2 separate regions of the Homo sapiens genome follow, and region 1 is linked to region 2. A link is an interaction called in ENCODE POLR2A ChIA-PET data of the cell type or tissue named here. Cell type or tissue: PC-9. All regions are shown on one strand. Links, peaks and the distances in the headings refer to the core of each region. The heading gives the core; the rest is flanking DNA. Region 1 overlaps AK9 (adenylate kinase 9). Region 2 has its middle 99 kb from the start of CEP57L1.

Region 1 (2,819 bases), core at 194-2,693, 310 kb before region 2:
TAAACATCAAATGAATCTCTTGGAAGCTAGGTCAATCATTCCCATGGTCATCTTTGAATTGAGTGTGCCTTCCAAGGAGATTTTCAAAAGATTGCTCCTAGAAAAAGAAAATGAACAAAGGTAATGTACATGATGAAGACAACAAAAAAGGAATAAACTTTAATCATACGGGGGAAAAGATATGTTTTTAACAGCTTTTTCCATTCCTTCTCTGTTTCCCTATTAGATTGCCTTATCCATTGCACAATAGTGCACAAATTGTAGCTGTCAATAATGTAAAGTATCGCAAAAATATTGGTGAGATTAGGCAATATTATCAAGAACAGCATCAGAACTGGTATGTGATTGATGGATTTCACAGCAAATGGTGGGTATGGAATGAAGTCATTAAGAATGTTCAAATGGTGAATAAATACATGCAGACATACCTGGAAAGAATAAAAGCAGGTAAGATAGCACTTTTTAAGGTAGAATAAAATATTAATTTCAAGTGTAAACATGCCTGACTCATGTTACTGTAATTCATTCCATTTGAACATGAGTCAGGCGTGACTTAATAAGTATTTCAATACTTATTATCCAATACTATATATAATAGTATTATCCAATTATTGTGATGCTATGGTCTGAAATTTGTATCACCCAAAATTCATATGCTGAAACCGAATCCCCAGTGTAATAGTATTAAGAGGTGGGGCCTTTAGGAAGTAGTTACATCATGAGGGCTTGCCCTCATGAATGGGATTAGTGCCCTTATAGAAGAGGCTTGAGGGAGCCTGCTTGTCCCTTCTACCACATGAGAATACAGCAAGAGAGCACCATCTATGAGGAACAGTGCCTCTCCAGATACCAGATTTGCTGGTACCTTGATTCTGGACTTCCCAGGCTCCAAAACTGTGAGCAATAAATCTCCGTTGTTTATTAATTACCCAGTCTGTAGCATTTGGTTATAGCAGCCAAAATAGATTATGACGTGGGCATGTTTGTTCTAATAAATGACTGCCGCTACCCAAGCTATCATTTATTGAATGCCTATGTGAATTTAGGACATAAAAATAATGCATGATCTCTCACTAAAAGGGTATATAGTGTTTGGAATAGTAAGAAGCTATTTTTCAGAATGTGTGCAGTAGTTATACGGGTCCATGATTGCAGAGTGACACCTGGCAAAATTTTATTTAGGAATCTAGAATTAAAATTATTTTTACTATTTACACCCATTATAGTATGATATAAATGTTGAGTCCATAAAAAAACTAAGCTTGTTCATTAAAATGTCTTTTAATCTATATTAGGAATTCACAGAAGCACATGTTTGATTATATATTCTTGTTAAATAGTTTATTGACTGTTCTCTGAAAATACACAAAATACAAGGAAAGTTATCTACATCTGATATCTCTAAAAAGAGTGATGACTACAAAGATGTGATCTGTAGGGGTCTCACAGACATCTGTTTAATGATTGTGTTTAACTTCAGAAACTACACAGAAGGTATGATGAGGTTTATGGGAGCAATGTGACTAAGAGAGTCCTATACAAAGAAAAATGCAGTGAGGATTCCAATAATAACTGCAGCACTGTATCTTGATTTGCTTCACCATGTGGGCATAACCAGTATTTCTGGTTCCTGTTTGTTTACAAATTGGGAATCTGTTTTCACCTAAAGATCATAAGGCATGAAGACAAAAGTGCAAGGGAAGGGAGAATTGAATTTTTAGAAATATCTCAATAAGCTCTGGATGGGATCGCACTGGGAAACACTCCACAGCAGACTTTGAAAGCGAAAGCTGTGCCTCATTCATCTTTCTGTTACTCTATTTCAGCCTCCCTGTCTTAGACTGGGTTCCCTAGAAACAGACTCAAGATGAAAAGTCACGTGCAGAAGTTTTATCAGAAAGTACTTTCAGGCGTAGAGTTGCCAGATTTAGCAACTAAAAATACAGGACACACAGTTCTTTTTTCTTGAAGGAGTCTCACTCTGTCACCCAGGCTGGAGTGCAGTGGTGTGATCTCTGCTCACTGCAACCTCCCCTTCCCGGGTTCAAGCAATTCTTGTGCCTCAGCCTCCCGAGTAGCTAGGACTACAGGTGTGCGCCACCATGCCCGGCTAATTTTTTGTATTTTAGTAGAGACAGGGTTTCACCATGTTGACCAGGCTGGGCTCAAACTCCCGACCTCGGGTGATCCACCCTCCTCTGCCTCCCAAAGTGCTAGTATTACAGGTGTGAGCCATCATGCCTGACTGACACCCAGTTAAATTTAAATTTCAGATAAACAATAATTCTTTAGTATAAGTATATCCCAAATAATTGCATAGGGTATACTCATACTAAAAACTATTAATATTCATTGCTTATCTGAAATTCAAACTTAAACAGGTATTCTTTAATTTTATTTTTTATTTTTTGAGACAGGGGCTTGCTCTGTTTCCCGGGCTGGGGTGCAGTGGTACAATCATAACTCACTGTAGCTTTGAACTCCTAGTCTCAAAGGATCCTCCTGCCTCAGCCTCTCCAGTAGCTAAGACTACAGATGCATGCCACCATGCCCAGCTAATTTTTTAAATGTTTTTATAGAGATTGGAGGGGGCAGTCTTACTTTGTTTCCCAGGCTGGTCTCAAACTCCTGGCTACAAGCGATCCTCTCACATCAGCCTCCCAAAGTACTGAGTTTATAGGCGTGAGCCACTGCACCCAGCAGTGTCCTTTATTTTATCCAGCAACTCTAATCAGGAGATACACCTGTGGACAAGTCAGGATGGTCAAATTGGGCAGAGGGAGAAACTAACCTGCAGTGTGGTGGGAACAGAAGCCCTC
Region 2 (2,819 bases), core at 152-2,651:
TTTTTTGTATTTTTAGTAGAGACGGGGTTTCACCGTGTTAGCCAGGATGGTCTCGATCTCCTGACCTCGTGATCCGCCTGCCTCGGCCTCCCAAAGTGCTGGGATTACAGGCGTAAGCCACTGTGCCCAGCCGGAAAGATGTATTTTTCTATATGAAGACCATAACATTAAGAAGTCTGGCTCGGCCGGGCGTGGTAGCTCACGCCTGTAACCCCAGCACTTTGGGAAGCCAAGGCGGGTGGATCACCTGAGGTCAGGAGTTCGAGACCAGCCTGGCCAACATAGTGAAACCCCATCTCTACTAAAAATACAAAAAATTAGCTGGGCATGGTGGCGGGTGCCTATAATCTCAGCTACTCGAGAGGCTGATGCTGGAGAATTGCTTGAACCTGGGAGGCAGAGGTTGCAGTGAGCAGAGGTTGCAGTGAGCCGAGATCGCACCATTGCACTCCAGCCTGGGCAACAAGAGTGAAACTCTATCTCAAAAAGACAAAAAAAGAGAAGTCTGGCTCAAGATAGTATTCAAATTGAAATAAAGTGAGTAGACATTTCTAAGTCTTTATGATCTGTTACCAAGTCAATAGATTTAAGCTAATTTCTCAGTTACCAAACAATTTTAGCAGTGACATAAAAGTCTGTCAAGTAATCTAAAGCTGAGCCTAAAATTTTTTATTAAAAACTGAACTTATGAGTCAAAAATACAGAGTACATTACAGGTAAGATTATAGCTTTTAACCTCAGATCAGAAATTTTATTTATACTTAAAAACAGTTAATTCTTTTAAAGATTTTCTTTCTGATAATAAAAATAATACTGGCTGTGATGGAATAACCAGAACCAGACTTACCCTTCTATCATAAACAACTAGAAAATTGGACACAATATACAAGGTAACTGTTTTCTGACACTGGACAATGGGCAATGCAGGACTCTGGTCCCTGAGAGAAGGAAACAAATCATGTAGGCCCTGCAATCACCTTAGTTTCATACCAGAAGGCAGTTTCTGAGCCATGGAGCAAGAAAGGGAATCCTAAGCAGAGTAGATGATCTCTCTGAGTTAAAGAAAGAGAAACTGAAATTTGGAAAATTGAGTCAGCTGATGTTTGCAGGAGAGAAGGAAGCCATGCAAAGAAGGGATTCTAGAAATCTGCATCAAGATCCCTTTCAGTCTGTTGCTGAATACTAAGCCATGCATGTAAAAGGTGAAACTCCAGGAGGCTGTCCAAAGAATAACTGACTAGGGAATTGTAAACTGAACAGTTCCGAGTTCATATGAGGCTGAGAGTTGTTCAAGTCCAACCAGCTAGAGTGAGGGCTTTTCACTAAATATCTGGGACATTTAGTAGAGACATCAAAAGCTTTAGTAAAAGGATAAACTATGCCTAGAGTAATGATTATTCTAAACCTGCTCTAACAATCCTTCAGCCTTGAAAGGATTAAGCTGATCTGTAAGTAACTTAACTGCCTACCAGAATAAAGTCCAATAAGCTCTAAATAATACAAAAAATCTGGTACTTAATAATGAAAAATTGACAATTTTCAGCATTCAATAAAAAATTACTAGACATGCAAAGAAAAGAGGAAAGCATGATCCAAAAGCAAAAGAAAAATTAGGGATGAGAAACAGGCTCAGAAATGACAGAGGTGAAGAAAGTTACCAACAAGAACTTTTTTTTTATTTTTATTTTTTTGAGACGGAGTCTTGCTCTGTCGCCCAGGCTGGAGTGCAGTGGCATGATCTTGGCTCACTGCAAGCTCCGCCTCCCAGGTTCACGCCATTCTCCTGCCTCAGCCTCCCGAGTAGCTGGGACTACAGGCGCCCGCCACCATGCCCGGCTAATTTTTTGTATTTTTAGTAGAGACAGGGTTTCACCGTGTTTGCCACGATGGTCTCGATCTCCTGACCTCATGATCTGCCTGCCTCGGCCTCCCAAAGTGCTGGGATTACAGGCGTGAGCCACCGTGCCTGGCCCCAACAAGACCTTTTAAAGAACTATTGTAAATATGCTCAGCATGCTCAAGGATTGAAAGGAAAATGTGAACATAGGCTGATCAGGGTGGCTTATGCCTGTAATCCCAGCACTTTGGGAGGCTGAGGTGGGCGGATCACTTGAGGCCAGGAATTTGAGACGAGCCTAGCCAACATAGCGAAACCCTGTCTTTACTAAAAATACAAAAATTAGCTAGCTGTTGTGGTGTGTGCCTGTAATCCCAGCTTGGGAGGCTGAGGCACAAGAATCAGTTGAACCCAAGAGGCAGAGTTTGCAGTGAGCTGAAATCAAGCCACTGCACTCCAGCCTGGGCAACAGAGTGAGATGAGACTCCGTCTCAAAAAAAATTTAAAAAAGAATAAGAAAAGAAATGTGAACATAATGAGGAAATAAATGGAAAATATCAAAACAAATCAAATGGGAACTTCTAGAAATGAAAAATGCAATATCTGAAATAAAATACTGACTGGATGGGATTAAAGTAGATTAGACAGTGCATAAGAAAAGGCTGATAAATTTGAAGACATAGCAACAGGAACTATGTCAAATGAGGCACTGAGGGGGGAAAAAGACTGAAGAAAATTAGTAGTCTTAATGATCTATGAAACAATATGAAGTATTTAACAAATGTGTAACTGGATTCCCAGAAGGAGAAGTGCAGGCAGAAAATATATTTGAAAAAATAATGGTTGAAGTTTTTTAAAAACTGATGAAAACAATAAACCCACAATCCAAGAAGCTCAACCAACCCCAAGCAAGAAAAACGCAAAGAAAACTTCAACATGCATCATAATAAAATATCTAAAAACCATTAAGAAAAAATCTTAA

What was found. Peaks named below come from ENCODE experiments on the same cell type or tissue, not always from the same donor. Only the 100,000 strongest peaks of a DNase experiment are listed, where the experiment ranks them.
Region 1: POLR2A ChIA-PET joins it to region 2 with 7 read pairs; 2 of 35 experiments call an interaction of 5 or more read pairs at or near these places.

Annotation. Positions count from the first base shown.
Region 1 is chr6:109,503,955-109,506,773 of GRCh38, reverse strand. AK9 (adenylate kinase 9) reads left to right here. Exons shown (of 41, transcript NM_001145128.3): 34 at 1-120; 35 at 227-447. It overlaps ZBTB24-DT (ZBTB24 divergent transcript), which reads right to left. Exons shown (of 4, transcript NR_187591.1): 4 at 1-97. Among named protein-coding and RNA genes, the nearest start is that of ZBTB24-DT, 22 kb to the right of the region's middle. In PC-9, for the core only: no CTCF peak of the experiment used is centred there; a DNase peak (open chromatin) is centred at 1,593; H3K4me3 peaks cover 602 bases; H3K27ac peaks cover 418 bases.
Region 2 is chr6:109,193,379-109,196,197 of GRCh38, reverse strand. It overlaps the pseudogene CCDC162P. Among named protein-coding and RNA genes, the nearest start is that of CEP57L1, 99 kb to the right of the region's middle. RefSeq lists an enhancer at 1,779-2,279. In PC-9, for the core only: no CTCF peak of the experiment used is centred there; no DNase peak of the experiment used is centred there.